Regions from separate parts of the Homo sapiens genome. Here region 1 is linked to region 2. A link is an interaction called in ENCODE POLR2A ChIA-PET data of the cell type or tissue named here. Cell type or tissue: PC-9. All regions are shown on one strand. Links, peaks and the distances in the headings refer to the core of each region. The heading gives the core; the rest is flanking DNA.

Region 1 (8,164 bases), core at 2,163-7,162, 1.2 Mb before region 2:
GGTTTGTTTTGTTTTTTAAATTGTAAACTCCTACTAGTTTTCTTCACCAGAGAATAGTTGGGAATATTCTAAATGAGGAAAGGTATTGTGTTTCTCTGCTGTATAAGGATGACCTATTCCACCTCCCTCCTTTGAGTATAAAATTCAAGAAATCATAAAATGTGGATTTTTGAAGTAGTGAACTGTTTCTTTGTGCAGAAATGGGTGATGGTATCTGAATATGTGTCCTGCATCACACTTCTCAAATTAGGTCTGAGGTTTAGAGGTAATCAATGCTTTATTTATTTGTCCTAGAAGACAGGAGGTGGGAAGGAGAATATTCTGATGACAGCAAGAGAGACCTTCCTGCTCCTTTCCCATGATTCTGCAATCCTCCCTCTTCTCTCTCCAGCTGCTTAATCAGCCTGCCCTAAAGAGAGGGCTTTGGTTTGGGGTTTTGGTTTTGTTTTGTTTTTGAGATTTAGTACTGCATATATTTCAGCACGCTACATGGAGTTCAACAACACGTAAAAGCCATGAAATTTGACATTCGTTTCAGAGCCTTGGCTAAGAGATGAAATTATTATACCAAGAAAAAAATGATACTTAGGAAAGTGAGAACTTCCATCGAATCCATACCTCACCAGCATTATGACATTTTTGCTTAAGCTGCTGTGTGGGCCTGTTTCCTTGATGGGCTCAAAATAGGCGAGACAAACCAAAAAAGGAGGTGTGAAAATGACGCAAGAAGTCTGATTCCGTGCCCCGCAAAAGTCAGTTTGGCTCCCGAAGTTACTCCATGGTTACGCCTGCAGGCCGCACCCCAAACAGACTGGTAACCCCAGAGTACATTGCAGGAGTCCTGCACCTGCGGCAAGGCCGGCGTTTGGCGGACGCCGAAGTTGCAGGCCTGAGATTAGACAATTGAGAAGGGGGCTGGGGCGGGGGCAACCCTTTAAAACTGAGAACCCACAATTCGGAATCCAGGATTACTAGCGCCCCTCGCAGGGCTTCGGAAGGGGCAGTGCAAGCGAGGAACCCAGAAACTCAGGCTCCGTGAGTTTCAGGGCACATTTGTTTGGGGGTTTTAAAATACGTCTCTTTTGCCCCACATGTCCCTGCTAGCGCAGCCCCCTAACTGCTCTGGCCGACCGTGGACGCCAGCTAGTTCTAGAGGCGTGGAGTCTGGAAGCAGCGCTTGGGTAAGGAGAAGCACTCGGAGAATATCCTCGAGGAGTTTAGGGCTTTTTGAGAAGCTCCCCCTCAAAGGTCTGATGGGGAGTCCCGGGCGTGAGCCCCTCCAGCTGGGAGGCCTGGAGCCGCGGAGGGTCCTCCTCCCTCTCCAGCCTCCGCGCTCCAGCCCCGCGGCCCGGAGCATTGGGCCCACCTAGCCCCAGGACTACGTGGCCGGCCCAGCGCTGTAATTGCTCTGTTCCTTCACGAGGCCCAGAGAGAGGGGCGCAACTCCCTGATCGTCAGATCGCCCTTCCCCGCCAGCAAAGCGACCGCGGGCCTGTTCCCGCCTCTACCCCTGAGGCGCTGGGCGCAGCGGTCCTGCTTTCCCAGACCAGGGCGCGCGTCTCTGGGTTCATGCCTCAGAGGTGGCCCCGGGGTTGGGGAAGAGGGCAGTAAATAGAATCTGATCGGCCTTGGGAATCCCCCTGTCCCGCCTACCCAGGCTTGGCAAACAGGCCGCGCAAACCCTCCTGAGAACCGGACAGTCTGGGGCGAGGGCTAGCAGTAGCCTGTCCAAACCAAAGAGAATGAGTTCGAGTTTTAAAGCAAATCTCAGGCTTCACTGTTTAGCTTGATGGACTCAGCTTCTCCTTTTAGGGAGCAAATTAAAGTTCAGATGGAAAAAGCTAAAAGATGTTGCCCACCCTCGGGTCTCCCTCTTTGTCCAAAGATATGCACATCCCCCTCACCTCCCCTTCCATCTTTCACAACTGCCTGAACTACTACAGCAATGAAACATGTGTTTTGTGGAAAATGTTACAATAAGTGACAATGAAAGCTATAATAAAAAAGAAGTAAAGATCTTTATACCAGTGTTGCTGTGCACAATGTGTGTATGCATATACATGTCTCTATGCATGTGTATCTATTTATATGTTTATAGATAGATATTTGTTGGTTTGCTTGAGTGTATACTGTAGGTTTAAATTTGCATTCTAAAACTGCAAAAATACAGTTTTATGTCACAACCACAAATGCCAAGCTTGGTCACACATGATCTTTTAAAGGCCAACTAAAATGCTATTTTCTTTTCATTTTTATTTAGAACCTCCAAAACAGGAGCAAGCTTTACTTTTAAAATGAAACCACTCTACATGTGAAAGATGACATGCATAAATGGTATTTACAATGGAATGTTTAAAATTCATTTCTTTCTGTAATGTAACCTGACTTCTGAGCAAAGGGATTTCGCTTCTTGGTGGGGCCTCTAGGCAGAGCCAGTTCTTGGCACCAATAGCATTGCCTGATGCTGTAAAACACTAAATCTGGACAGATTTACACAGAACAGAAGCTTTCATTTCACCCTTCAAATTCCAGCCAAACAGGATTGGGGACTTTTCTATGTTCCAGACTCCCTGAATGTTTTTCCAGGTTGTGTGGTTGAGTTCCAGCCTACAGCAGCTCAACCAGAATCACCACATTATTAGGCACAGAAATGAGATCTATGTCCTCATATTTTTTATTGTGTCCACATTGTGAAACAAAGGCATTTTAAAGATGCAGCTACTGGGACATTAATGAGACAATGCATGTCTATGTGATGAAATAGCAATTTGGAGATGGGTTTTACATGTCAGAAAGAAATATTGTTTTATTTGTAGTCCTTTACTTGCAACTGTCTTCACAGTTGTTTATTTTTTCTAAATAATATTTTTATGAAGACAAAAATTAATCAAGAAGCCATTCAAGATCATTTTTCCAGACACCACATGAATGAAGCTAACTTCTTTCCATTAGGACAGGCATAGATTTTCCTCTAACTTTAAAATAAATGACTGCTATTTACACTGGTAGAGAGACCACTCCGAAAGCTGTTTTCCTCTACTGTTAATGAAAAGTATACTATATTTCCCCCAAATGAAACTTAGAATTATTTAACTGGACTGCCAGGTGTATCACTATTAATAGTGTTTAAGTACATTTTGGGAGAGGTGGAAGGGCTCCTCTGCTACACCCTAGATGTACTCGATACATAGAGTTATACTCTCAAGATGCTTATAACTTACCACAAATACAATTCAGGACATACGTTGTGAGACAAAAAGCAAAGGCATTTGCATGATCAGAGTTAGGACAGAGAATGGACTAAAAACATATCTCCTTGGTGCTAAATTCATTCATAGCTGGTAAGATAATTAAGGACATTTTTTTCCACATAAATTTAGTCACATATGTTTGAAGCTTTGTGCAACTGTGGCATGTACCGATACTTCTGCAGAAACCCCTCTAAAGCACCCAAGGAGCCTGAAATATTAAGGTAGCCCCCACATCTCCCTTCTTTTACAGGACATGCTTGTGAAGAATAGCGGAAAATACAACGTACTGAGTTAGACAAATATTTAACTTGTTCCACGTCCAAGGTAAATCAGATTTCAGGCCAACATATGGGCTCCAGTTCAGGGCCCGAGGCCCAGGCCTCAGGTTAGGCCTGGGAGTAAATGATGTGTATGGTCATTGTCAGAGACTCTGGCTGGGCCAGGCAGACTTGGGTCACCCACCTTCCCACGGACCATGGAGGGACTGAGCTTTGCCTTACGCAAGAACCCATCACAGTGTAGAGCTCTCTGAGGTAGGCCCTGCATGGCTGGTCTAGAATCCGAAGTTAACCTCTTACTTGTCTGAGTTCCTTTAGGGCAGGCACTATTATTTATTAGCTTGAGGTTCCTTACATTCAGCACTATGTCTGGTACATGGTAAGCACTTGATATGTCTGATAAATCACATCAATCATTTAGGTTGCTGGTGAAGAAGACCACTTAGTTAGGGTCTTTGGATCTTCAGATGGCTTCAGACCATCTAGATGTGTTCTGTACTACAGTGGCCTCTAGCCACAGGTGGCAATTGATGCTTGAAATGTATCTAGTCCAAATTGATGCAGGCCGTAAGTGTAAAATACATTCTGGACTTTGTAGGTTGTCTTAGTAAGTCTAGGCTGCTATAACAAATTACCACAGACTGGGTTGCTTCAGCAACATTGATTTCTCACAGTTCTGGAAGCTGAAAGTTCAAGATTAGGGTGCCAGAATGGTTGGGTTCTTGTTGAGGACCCTCTTCCTGTTTACATCCCCACATGGCCTTTCCCTGGTGCTTGCAAGAGGGGTGGTGTGGGGGTGGGCTCAAGGAGGGAGAGATATATCATGTCTCTTCCTTTTCTTGTAAGGGCATTAATCCTATTATGGGAACTCCATCCTTCTGACTTCATCTAAACCTAGTTACCATCCAAAGGTTTCACTTTCTAATATCATGACATTGGGGATTAGGGCTTCAACATAGTAATTTTGGGGGCAGTGCAAGCATTCAGTCCACAGCAAGGAGATTATAAAATCGGAATGCAAAAGTCTCATTAATAATTTTATATTAGTTATATATTGAATGATACTTTGGGTATATTGGGTTAGATAAAATATGTTTGTGGAAGCCAACAAAAAATAAACAATGGGGGAAAGGACACACTATTCAATAAATAATGGCTGGGAGTATGCTGAAGAATGAAACTGGACCCCTATCTCTCACCATATACAAAAATTAACTGAAGATAAATTAGAGACTTAAATGTAAGACATCAAACTATAAAAATCCTATTAAAAACCTGGAAAAACTCTTCTGGACATTGGCTTAGGCAAATATTTTATTGGTAAGACCTCAAAAGCAAATGCAACAGAAACAAAAATAGACAAATGGGACTAAATTAAACTAAACAGCTTCTGCACAGCAAAAGAATCAATCAACAGACAACCTATAGAATGGGAGAATGTATTTCCAAATTATGCATCTAACAAAGGATGAATATCTAGAATCTATAAGGAACTAAAATGAATCAACAAGAAAAAAATAACCCTATTACAAAATAAGCAAAGGACATGAAAAGACACTTTTCAAAAGAAGACATACAAGCAGCCAGCAAACATATGAAAAAATACTCAACATCATTAATCATCAGAGAAATACAAATTAAAACCACAGTGAAATACCACCTCATATCAGTCAGAATGACTATTATTAAAAAATCAAAAACTAACAGATGTTGGCTGGCAAGGCTGCAGAGAAAAGTGAACACTTATACACTGTTGGTGGGCATGTAAATCAATAAAACCTCTATGGAAAATAGTGTGGAGACTTCTCAAAGAACTAAAAGTAGAGCTACCATTCAACCCAGCAATCTTATTACTGTGTATCTACCCAAAGGAAAAGAAATTGTTATACGAAAGTGACACCTGCACTTGTATGTTATTGCAGCATTATTCACGAGAGCAAAGTCATGGAATCAACCTAAGTGTCTACCAACAGTTGACCGGATAAAGAAAATGTGGTACTTAAACACCACAGAATACCATGCAGCCATAAAAAACAATGAAATCATGTTCTTCACAGCAACATGGAGGGAGTTGGAGACAATTATCCTAAGTGAAACAACTCAGAATCAGAAAATCAAATACCACATGTTCTCATTCATAAGTGGAAGTTAAGCAATGAGTATGCATGGATCTAAAAATGGAAGTAATAGACACTGGGGACTCTAAAGGTGTGGGGGGATGAAGGCTGAAGAACTACCTATTGGGTAGTTTACTATTTTGGTGATGGTTCACTAGAAGCCAAAACACTTCAGCATTATGCAATATACCCATGTAACAAGCTTGCACATGTATCACCTCTGTCTAAAATTTTGTTAAATGTATATAAATAGACATTAATGTATGTACACACATATTTGTGGTAGGTAGCCTCTAAGATGGCCCCTGCTGAGCTCAGCCTCCCAGTAGTCATGCCCATATGTAATTCCCTCCCCTAGGCTCTAGGCTAGGCTTAGTATTTCAATACTAACAAATGACTATGACAGAAGTGATGGGCTGCAGCTTCCAAGCTGAGATTACAAAAAGACTGCGGCTTCTATCTTGGGTGCTCCCTCTCTCACTCATTAGCTTGCGCCACCTCTATCTCTCTTTCTATCTCAAAGCCATCGTGCATTGCTGACCCAACACAATGGTAAAATATTAAATGTGTGTTTTAAGCTACAATTTTGGGACAATTTGTTATGCACAATAAATAATAAATTCACTATTACAAAAATTAATTTCACCAGTTTCTTTACACTTTTTAAGATATGGCTACTGGAACATTTTGATTACATGTGTGGCTCCCATTATATTTCTACTGGACAGCACTGGTCTGTCTCTGTGACTCAGATGGGACAACACTGATCCAGATTTAATTTGGGATTCTAAGGAGCTGGACTCAAATGTATGTTATTTAAAAACATGAAATATTTAGGTATAAATCTAACAAAATATGTTCTAATCTATAATCCCTTGGCTAAACCAATTTCTGATATTTACATATTAAACAGTTGTGGACTGAGAGTCAAGAGTTATCCTAGTCCCAGGGTAGCCCATAGTCAGCTAAAAATTTTACCCAGAGAGGCAACTTTTAAGCGTCCCTTGCAGTGTTAACATTTTGTGATCCAACAACTGCTTACTTCAGCATTCACTTGAAACCAAGGAGTAACAGCAGAATTGGTAATAGCTGGTTTGGTGTTTTCTTTTAATAATGAACCCAATGTTAGTAGCTCCACTTCTCTAAAATAGTCTTTTAGCAAAGAGTGGTGAGAAGGTCATGGGGAGGAGGAAACCATCTAAGACTAAGGAGCATTCTCCAGCACACCCCAAACGGCTCCCTAAATCTTCTGCAGCTCTCCACAGACCTTCCTGGAAGTTCTTGCATCTCTGTTCGTTACCACTCCTGACATCTCAGAACTCCAGAAAACTGTGTTTTCATTTAAGAGTGTTTGTAGCTAAATTTGAAGTTGGGAAGAAATGAAAGACTTAGCTCTCTATTTATTTGTATTTGCAGAACCACAGAAAGCCAAGGTGATCATTAGAAAAATATTTTAGAATGCTATCTTTTCTATCAGATTGTATTTTTCTAGTACAGTGACAAATTCTCTTAAGTTTTCAATAGCTAAACATATCAGTTTCCATTGTTGACCAGAAAGCTGATTTGAGTCTCCAGTGCTCGGTATTTATAGGTAATCATGGACTAGGACTGTGTTACAAGAATGAACATTTGTCTTGTGTGGGTTTTTTTTTTTTTTTTTTTTGCATTTAAGTAAGAAATTCTCTTCCTTACATATCTTAAATGCATTTTATTTTGACAACATGATTGCAGATACAATACATGGCACTTCAAAGAGGGATGACTTTTCTAGTATGTTTTGACCAAAAGTGGATCGTCTACTCAAAGACTATCATTGACAGTTTCAATCACTTAAAAATGACCACTGAAAAATGTTGCTGAAGACATTCCAGCTTTGGACATACTGGGTGATTTAGTGAGGGGCAGACATTAACACAGGCCATCATTCCATAACTGTTAGTGGATTGCGGCTGCTCTGAAATTTTGCGTAAAAAAGTGAGACATGTTGTTAATGTAAATTAGCATTATTTTAGCAGATAGTACTTAATGTTTTGTTACATCTATTTCTATTGCCTTTAATTTTTCAAATTGTTGTAACAATATTTTAGTAGATTTTAGATTTCCTGTTAGAAATGAGCTTTAGAAATCCCTTGTTCAACTGTAGAAATAATCCTGAGGGAATGAAAAAGCTATGTTAACTGTTTTGAGAAAACAATTACAAATCAGAGCTTTGTATTAAATGACTGTTTTAATTCTAGATTTTGAGTTTCAAATTTTAAATCAACATCATTTTTCTCCTCTTAGTGCTTGTCTAAGTACACAAAATAAGTTAATCAATAATTTCAGATGATATTAAAGTCTTTTCAAGTTTTGGCCAGGTGTGGTGGCTCATGCCTGTAATCCCAGCATTTTGGGAGGCCGAGGCAGGCAGATCACGAGGCCAGGAGTTTGAGACCAGTCTGGCCAACACAGTGAAACCGCATCTCTACTAAAAATACAAAAAATTAGTGGGGGGAGCCTGTAATCGCAACTACTCGGG
Region 2 (8,164 bases), core at 1,054-6,053:
TACATCATTTGTATGTACGCATACATCAGCTATAAACTCAGCCACACGTAAAGGTTAACAAATGATTACTTCTAGGCAGCCATGTGGTCCACCATCTTGGTTAGTCTCCATTTTGCTCTGCCCATCCTGAGATTCCTGCTCTCTTGGCTCAGGTTCCTTGTCTGCTTTCCCCAGCCTGATGGGGAATATGTTCAAATATTAGACAATAACATATAGGTAGGTAGCTACCATCTTCCTCTGGGTGCCTCAGAATTATACCTGAGAAAATACATAACACAATTTGCATTTTATCACATGCTGACTTTAGGGTGATTTCTCAATCTTGGCAAATTTAGGGGAAGACATTTTTACTACAATCTTTTACAATTTACAAATAATAAAACTATGTGGTCAGTTTATCAGCCCCAAAGTAGGTATTGTCCTATTAGACAAATAGTTGAACATCTGATATGTGGAAAAATATCCGACTGAGAAACGACAAGTAAAAAATAGAATTCAGAGAAGCAATGAGTCATGGCCTAAATGAACAAATACATTAAATGATATATTAAATGGAACAGGATCTCCAAAGGAACGTTGAGGCTGGCTTAAGGTAATCTTCCCCATCTCAGAATTGTAGATCTTAGAGGGTCGCAGGGATACTGGGGATCACAAACACTTTTTTTGTAACTTTATCATTTGCTTGGGTTTTTAATTCCCTTGAAGACATGATCAGCCCTCTTTACACTACTGCACACACACGCCCTTATTTTCGTCCTAAAATAAAGTTTGATTTAGACCAATTTTTTCTCCCTTACATGACTATAAATCTACCTCCCAAATAGATAAACAACCTGGCTTTCTGGGTTTAGCAGGATGGTAACATCTATGCTAATCCCTGATCAGCCAGGTGCTTGCCCCCTGGGAGACCTTGAATTAAGACCAGCCTCCCTGCTCCTTGCTATTCTCCAGTTACTTCCTCAGACAGTCACATTAGCATGCTCTTCTGCCCTCCTGGCCTGTGGGATAGGCTAACAAATGAAACATGGGAAAGATGTTTGCAAAAAGGAATCCCTTGTTGACATAGGCATGATGAAAAGAGACAGGTCAGCTCAGACAGGAGGCTTTACATCCCGACACTGGCTCCACCTCCAGTCATAGAACCCACCACCCTAAGTGAGTGCCAAGCACTGTGCTTGCAGCTAGGGGAAGGCAGCGATGAAACAGTCGATCTAGCTGGGAGGTGCTGACTAAAACATATGGAAAAGCAGACAACAGTGCTAGAAAATAGCTAGTGTCAACACCAAGTGTCACAGGATGTAGTTTCTGTATTCAGAATTTAAGATATCTCCTATGCAAGATGCCCCATCTTCATAGGTTGTGCGCCTTCTTAGGACCGCAGCTTTTGCTTCGTGGTGTAGTGTTTGGTTATAACTGATTTAGTATTGCTTATTATTTCATATATGTTTGTCGTCCCATCTGGCTTGTTAAGTCGTTGCAGGTGAGAGTCACATGCTTCTCTTAATACCTAAAAATTCATGGGCATGTAATGATCTCTCTTTCCCTTTTTTTGCAGTTCGAAATGTAATTCATATATCATATGATTGACTCATTAAAGGACAGAATTGGATTTTTTTTAGTATATTCACGGAGTTGTGAAACCATCATTACAACTGATTTTATGACATTCCCATCATGGCCCAAAGAAACACTGTGCCCTTTAGCTTTTTACTCCTCATCCTCCCATCCCTTCCCCCACACCCAAGGCAAACACTAATCGACTTTCTGTCTCTATGGATTGCCTATTCTGGACATTTCATATAAATAGAAGCATATAATATGTGGCCTTTTGGGTCTGGCTTCTTTCACTTAACTGAATGTTTTCATTCATGTCATAGCATATATCAGTACTTCCTCCTTTATGGCTGAATAATATTCTATTGTATGGATAGACTACATTTCATTTATCCATTTATCGGGTGATGGATATTTGGGTTCTTTTCTCTTTTTTGGCTATTATGAATAACTCTGCTATGAACATTCATACACAAGTTTTTGTATGGACATTTTTTCATATGTCTTGGGTATATCACAGAGTAAAATTGCTGGTCAAACGCTAACTCTGTCTTTAACTTTATGAGGAACTGCTAGACTATATTTCAAAAATGGCTGCATCATTTTACACTACCACCAGCTGCGTATGAATGAGGTTTCTGATCCTCACCAATATTTGTTATTATCAGAATTTTTGATTCTAGCCATTATAGTAGGTGTTAAGTGGTATCTCATTATGGTTTTGATTTCTATTTCCCTGATACCTAATGATGTTGAGCATCTTTTCATGTGCTTAATGGCTATTTTATATCTTCTTTGGAAAAATGTCTATTCATTTTTTTTCCCATTTTTAAATTGGGTTATTTATCTTTTTGCTATTGAGTTATAAGAATTTTTAAAATGCATCCTATATACAAGTTTCTTATCAGATCTGTGATTTGGAAAAACTTCTCCCATTGTGCAGATTGCCTTTTCACTTTCTTGATGATGTCCTTTGAAACACAAAAGTTTTTAATTTTAGTAATATTCAATTTATCTACTTTTTTCTTTTGTTGCTTGTGCTTTTGGTGTCATATTGTAAGGCTCCATTCCCAAATCCAAGGTCATCAGCATTTACCCCTATGTTTTCTCCTAAGAGTTTTATAGTTTTGGCTCTTCCATTTAGGCCTTTGATCCATTATGAGTTAAATTTTAGATGGTTAAGAATAATTTTTTTTTTTTGAGACAGAGTCTCACTCTGTCACCCAGGCTGGAGTGCAGTGGTGCGATCTCAGCTCAGTGCAACCTCCGCCTCCTGGGTTCAAGCAATTCTCCCTGCCTCAGCCACCTGGGTAGCTGGGATTACAGATGCTCGCCACCATGCCTGGCAAATTTTTGTATTTTTAGTAGAGACGGGGTTTCGCCATGTTGGCCAGGCTGGTCTCGAACTCCTGACCTCAGGTGACCTGCCCACCTCGGCCTTCCAAAATGCTGAGATTACAGGCATGAGCCACCACGCCTGGCCAAGAATGATTTCTTAATATACGTCTGTTGACTGTTGTATAATCAAAAGAAAGATCAAGCTAAGTTTTATTACTCATTCAGCAAATATTTATTGAGGACCTACTATGTGGCAGGTTCTTTTTAGGCATTTGGGATACAGCTGTGGGCAAAACAGGAGAGCCCTGCTCTTAGGAAGTTCTAAGAATAGTGGGAGACAGATAGTGGCATCATCTCAGATACAGCAGGAAATGCTGTGAAGAGAAAGTACAACTTGGTTTCAAAAAGTTTGGCCTGGGGACCTGATCCAGTCTGGAAGGCCAGGGAAGGCAGCAACCTGAAGAGGGAGGAAGAGGGAGTGAGGCAAGTGTGGGGTGAGGGGTAGGAAGAATGTTTTTAGCAGAAGAAACACCACACTGAGTGAGAAAGGGCAATGGGAACAAGAAAATTAGAGACGCAGGCAGGGGACAGAATCAGGAAGACCTTTTATTAAACCCTTCCTGTATTCCCTTGGAACACATGATCTGTCCCCCCTCACACTACCGCACACAAACATCTTTCTAAGCTCTTTTCTGTGCTGCATTATTTTAAAGAAGTTTTATTCCAACCCTGGGAGGCAGGGTCATTATGCATTCCTTGAATGAAGAAATCTTTGCCCAGGGAGGTGAGGTGACTGAATTGTAGGCCCACCCAGCCAGCAAGCAGAGAAGCCAGTTGCAAACCCAGGGCTGTCCAAGCCCACGCCCTGCTCATACAGGTCTGCTGCGCTGCCTCTGCTCAAGATGAGTCATCCTCCAGGGAAGCTCTGAGGTTGAGGTTTAGGAAAGAGCAGCCTTTATTGAGATATTTTAGTCAAGAATTCTGAAAATACTTGTCTGGAAGAGAGACTAGAGCACACAACTTGGGGCTAGAGTCTTCCGGCTGTGAAAGCATGAAAATGCCAGCTGCCCTACCGGTTGTTAGGGAAAAGCCTAGTCACCCTCAATGTCAGGAAGCCAAGCTTAATTGTTCCTTTTATGCAAAGAAGACATATTCTAAGATAAAGTTTTCCGGAGTCTCATGGCCTCAGCTTGGTGGTCACAGTGGACTTGAGGGGTCCATGCTTCTCTGGAGGTGCCTGATGTAAGATCATTCTCGGCTTACTCTGAAGAGTTCAAAAGCTGGACCTCAACATCATGTCACCACATGATGGTCCTTGCCTTGACCAGAGTGATTGATTCTTCTGGTTAAAGAAAACTAATAAATCATTTTATTTACTCTACTTCCCAAAAAGCACTACAGCCCTTTAAGGGACAGTGTTGCTGGTGTGGGTACGTGAATCTCAACTCTGCAGGCATCTGGAGAAGACTGATGGCACAGGAAACCCTAAATGCAGATGATATTTCCCACCTGATTACCCAGAAGCAATCAGCCTGGTGTGGCTGTACAGCCTTGGGCAGCTAAATGTCCTCCTTTGGAAGTTGCAGGCTTTTAGATTTCGGAGTCTGTCCAGCTGGAAGCTCAGGCAGAGATGATAAAGCAGAACTTATGGTAAAGCTTTATGAAAAGTAATATCCTAAAAGTAGATGGGGAAAGTTGCTTATCTCAGACTACAATGCTTCTTGAAATTTCTGTACATTTCTACCCCCACCCTGAGCCAGCCCTTCTCTGCTTATCTGTGAACTTGAAAATGAGACTAGGGATAAATTGGCCTCAGCGATGAGCTTGTGCTCTTGGAGTGTATGACTAAGTGCAAAGACACTTGTGGCTCGTGTAACTGGGTCTTACCACCTCATTTCTCTATTCCAGCTCATACTCTTATGTCTTAATCTATTTTGCTTGACAAAAGGCAGTGTCACAATTTCAAAATGCCGAGGGCCAGGCATGTCATTTTCATAAATGATTGAAATGGGCTAGGAGTTTTGCAAGAAGAAGCAGTACAAACAGAAAAACTGGAGATTCCCTCTCTAGAAGGGGCAACAGCTACTCAGTCCCAATTCATTGTTGCCATGCAAAAATTGGGCCAGTGTTGGAAGACATTATCATTTTTTCAAAAAAGCCAGAAATCCTTAATTTTATTGAACATTTTTATATTTAAAGCAATGTGGGGATCAGGCACACTGAAGGCTTATAGGCTACCAGCTTGCAATCTCTGCAGAAGAGCGTGGTGCCTGCAAACACAGACTCTGGAATCCAATTAACTAAATTTGCATTCTGTGTGAACTGTGGACCTTGAGCAAATTATCCAATCTTTTATTATCATCATCAATTAAAAATTCACCCATTGAGATGTTTTGAGAATTAAACGTGGTTAGCAGAATTCCTGACCTATGGTAAATTCTCAATAAAGGTTAACTATTCATATTCTACTTTGAGTTCCTTTGAAAAGACAATCTCCATCCTCAAAGAGCAGGTTTGCAAAGACTCCTAGTGCTGAAAACTGCCCAGCAACAGGCCCTGCTGGGAGTGTCTGAGCTGTAAGCTCAGAAGAGCAGCCGCTTGCTTTCCTGCAGCTCATCCAAGGCCAGAAACCCAGCCCCTCCCCCACTAGGCATGCCCAGAAACTATAGATCCTGCCTTAATTACCAGCAATTAAGCCGCTTCAGCCTGCAATACAGGATCAGGCACTGCGCCCTGGCCTCCTGAGGACCTTACAGGAACACGGCTCAGCCCTTCCAGATCCTCCCTTACCTCCAACCATTTATTTAATCCCTGGCCACCCCTACTCCCTCTTCAAACCTCCCTGGTGTCAGATACACACTGAGCCATGGAAACCTGAGGACCTTGGGCAAGGGTCCTTCTTTAGCTGCATTCTAACCCTCTGCATCCAAACAGGCATTCCCAAGAGCAAACCTCAGCTCACAGGAATCTCTCTGGATCACATGAGAGATGGAGGCCCCTGTCCTTGCCAGTGCATTTTCTTCATTGGCTAAAAAACATTTGTAAGAGGAAATTTTCTTACATCAGGGAAAGGAAATAATACATTTACTCAAGTGGGAAATAAACTTGAGAAAAGAAAAACAAAAGGCCTTCTAGAATGGGAGAAAGGCAGACTAGCAGAGGCAGAGGTGTTTCCTTATTTTTTAAATTTTTTATTTATTATTTTAGAGACAGGGTATCTAAAAATAAAGAGACCCCATTTTAGAGCTGGGGTCCCCAGCTTGGATGACAGAGCCCAGGCTGGAGTACAGCAGCACAACCATAGCTCACTGCAGTCTCAAACTCCTGGGCAAAAGGGATCCTCCCACCTCAGCCTCCTGAGTAGCTGGAATTACAGGCATGCCCTGCTGCCACACCCAGCCACAGGTATTTCTTTGAAAGAGGACCCTCTGCAAAAATTGAGTGAGTTAGTTAGGGAGATGCTGGGGGAGGTAGCCATTCAGACAGTTCTCCAGATACCTGTGCAGACTTTAAATAGCAAAATGGTAAGAACACCAGGGCTCAAACTTGGAGATCCATTTTAGTAAAAGCATCTCTGGGTTTGAAGCATTCTTGGACACAGGCAGGTAGGAGAGGCTGGAATAAGGAAGGCTGACTTTTCCCTTCGCCTTTGAGTTTCACATCTATGGCACAGTCTGAAACAGCTAGGAAATCTCCTCTACCAGCTTTTGTTTGCAGCCTTGGTCTCAAGGCGGCTTTTCCTAGCCCCTGGGGAGACTAGGCATGTGGCTTACACCTGCTCTTGGCTCTGGGGCTCTGAGGCCAGATGAAGCTAGTACTCAGGGTAGCTGAGCCACATCCATCTGTGACCCAAGGTTACAATGAACCTCTGGGAGGCCAGGCAGGAGCTTCCGTGGTCTCTAACCCACAGATGGCTTTGTTCTATTTACAGATCCAGAGCCAATGGAAATTCACTAATTCAGTAGTTATTAATGTCTGTCAGCCCAGTTAAAAAAACATACACACAATTAGAATTTAACGAAAATTTAAAATGAAGATTTAATGTAGCTTCTTTATATATATAGATCTTTTATTTCTTAGGCATGTCTGTGTTTACCTAGATAATTCAGGCAAAAAAAAAAAAAAAAAAAAAAAAAAAAAAAAAAAAAACAACTCCCACCAGCTTGACTCAGTGTGATTACCTACCTCAGCAGACTCTTGCTCTTATTTTTCATTTGTAAAAATTAACCAGCCAGGCGTGGTGGCTCATGCCTGTAATCCTGGCACTTTGGGAAGCCAAGGTGGGAGGATCACTTGAGTCCAGGAATTCAAGACCAGCCTGGGCAACATAGAGAGATCCCTGTCTCTACAAAAAGTGAAAATAAAAAATTAACCAGGCATGGTAACATGTAACTGTGGTCCCAGCTATTCAGGAGGCTATGGCAGAAGGATTGCTTGAACCCAGGAGTTTGAGGCTGCAGTAAGCCATCATCAAGCCACTGCACTCCAGCCTGGGCAACAGAGCAAGACCCTGTCTCAAAAAAGTAAAAAATTAACCAGATTATGGTGTGAGTTCTTACATCACTAAGCCTCTGCATGACTGGTTACTGGGTGCTTTACCCATGTGTTCTTTCCCCTATTCTACGATCTTGTTAATTGTATTCTACCAAACGGCAGACCTACAGCCTCAATAAGCAGCCACACAAGGACAAGTATAACATGTTAGTGCATACCCAGCTCCGTCAAGTTCTAGTACTTCAGAAAGTATGACAAACCAAGTAGACGCATGGTAACATTAATAAAAAGTAGAGGTCATTGATAGAAGCCTGGGAAGTTGGGGTGACATCAACCAGAGAGTCCATTACAACTAAGGATGTCTAGTCCAGATTGGAGGCTTCCAGGTATAAATCAGGGAAATTCATGCACAAACCAGGACATGTTTCTGAGGAAGCTTATTCACTGGTGTGGTGAATAGGGTCACACGATGAGGGAGAACTCAAGTAGTAGAAACTTCTGGTGGAAATGTTAAGAATAATCCCACAGGACTAGCCTCCTCTCACTTTTATCTCATCCCAGGATGAGATATACTAGGTCCTGGACCTCTGCTGCTTAGGACAAGTGGACTTGCTCTGTTTTCTCAGTTGCAAAATTAAGCAATTGGACTAGATACTCCCTGAAACCCTTTCCAGCTGTAATATCCTGAATTCTAAGACATCCTTACTTTATTTGTTCCCAAGCCTCCCCAACTCAACCCACCTCTACCTCATGTGACTGCACATATCAGGTGGCCTCA

The links. Peaks named below come from ENCODE experiments on the same cell type or tissue, not always from the same donor. Only the 100,000 strongest peaks of a DNase experiment are listed, where the experiment ranks them.
Region 1: POLR2A ChIA-PET joins it to region 2 with 15 read pairs; 1 of 35 experiments calls an interaction of 5 or more read pairs at or near these places.

The regions. Positions count from the first base shown.
Region 1 is chr5:73,223,771-73,231,934 of GRCh38, reverse strand. The region is part of intron 1 of LOC124901002 (a long non-coding RNA gene); the gene reads right to left. Among named protein-coding and RNA genes, the nearest start is that of TMEM174, 55 kb to the right of the region's middle. RefSeq lists an enhancer at 1,304-1,929. In PC-9, for the core only: no CTCF peak of the experiment used is centred there; a DNase peak (open chromatin) is centred at 2,554; H3K27ac peaks cover 511 bases.
Region 2 is chr5:72,063,481-72,071,644 of GRCh38, reverse strand. No RefSeq gene overlaps it. Among named protein-coding and RNA genes, the nearest start is that of MAP1B, 40 kb to the left of the region's middle. In PC-9, for the core only: no CTCF peak of the experiment used is centred there; DNase peaks (open chromatin) are centred at 3,334, 3,794 and 4,774; H3K4me3 peaks cover 772 bases; H3K27ac peaks cover 3,975 bases.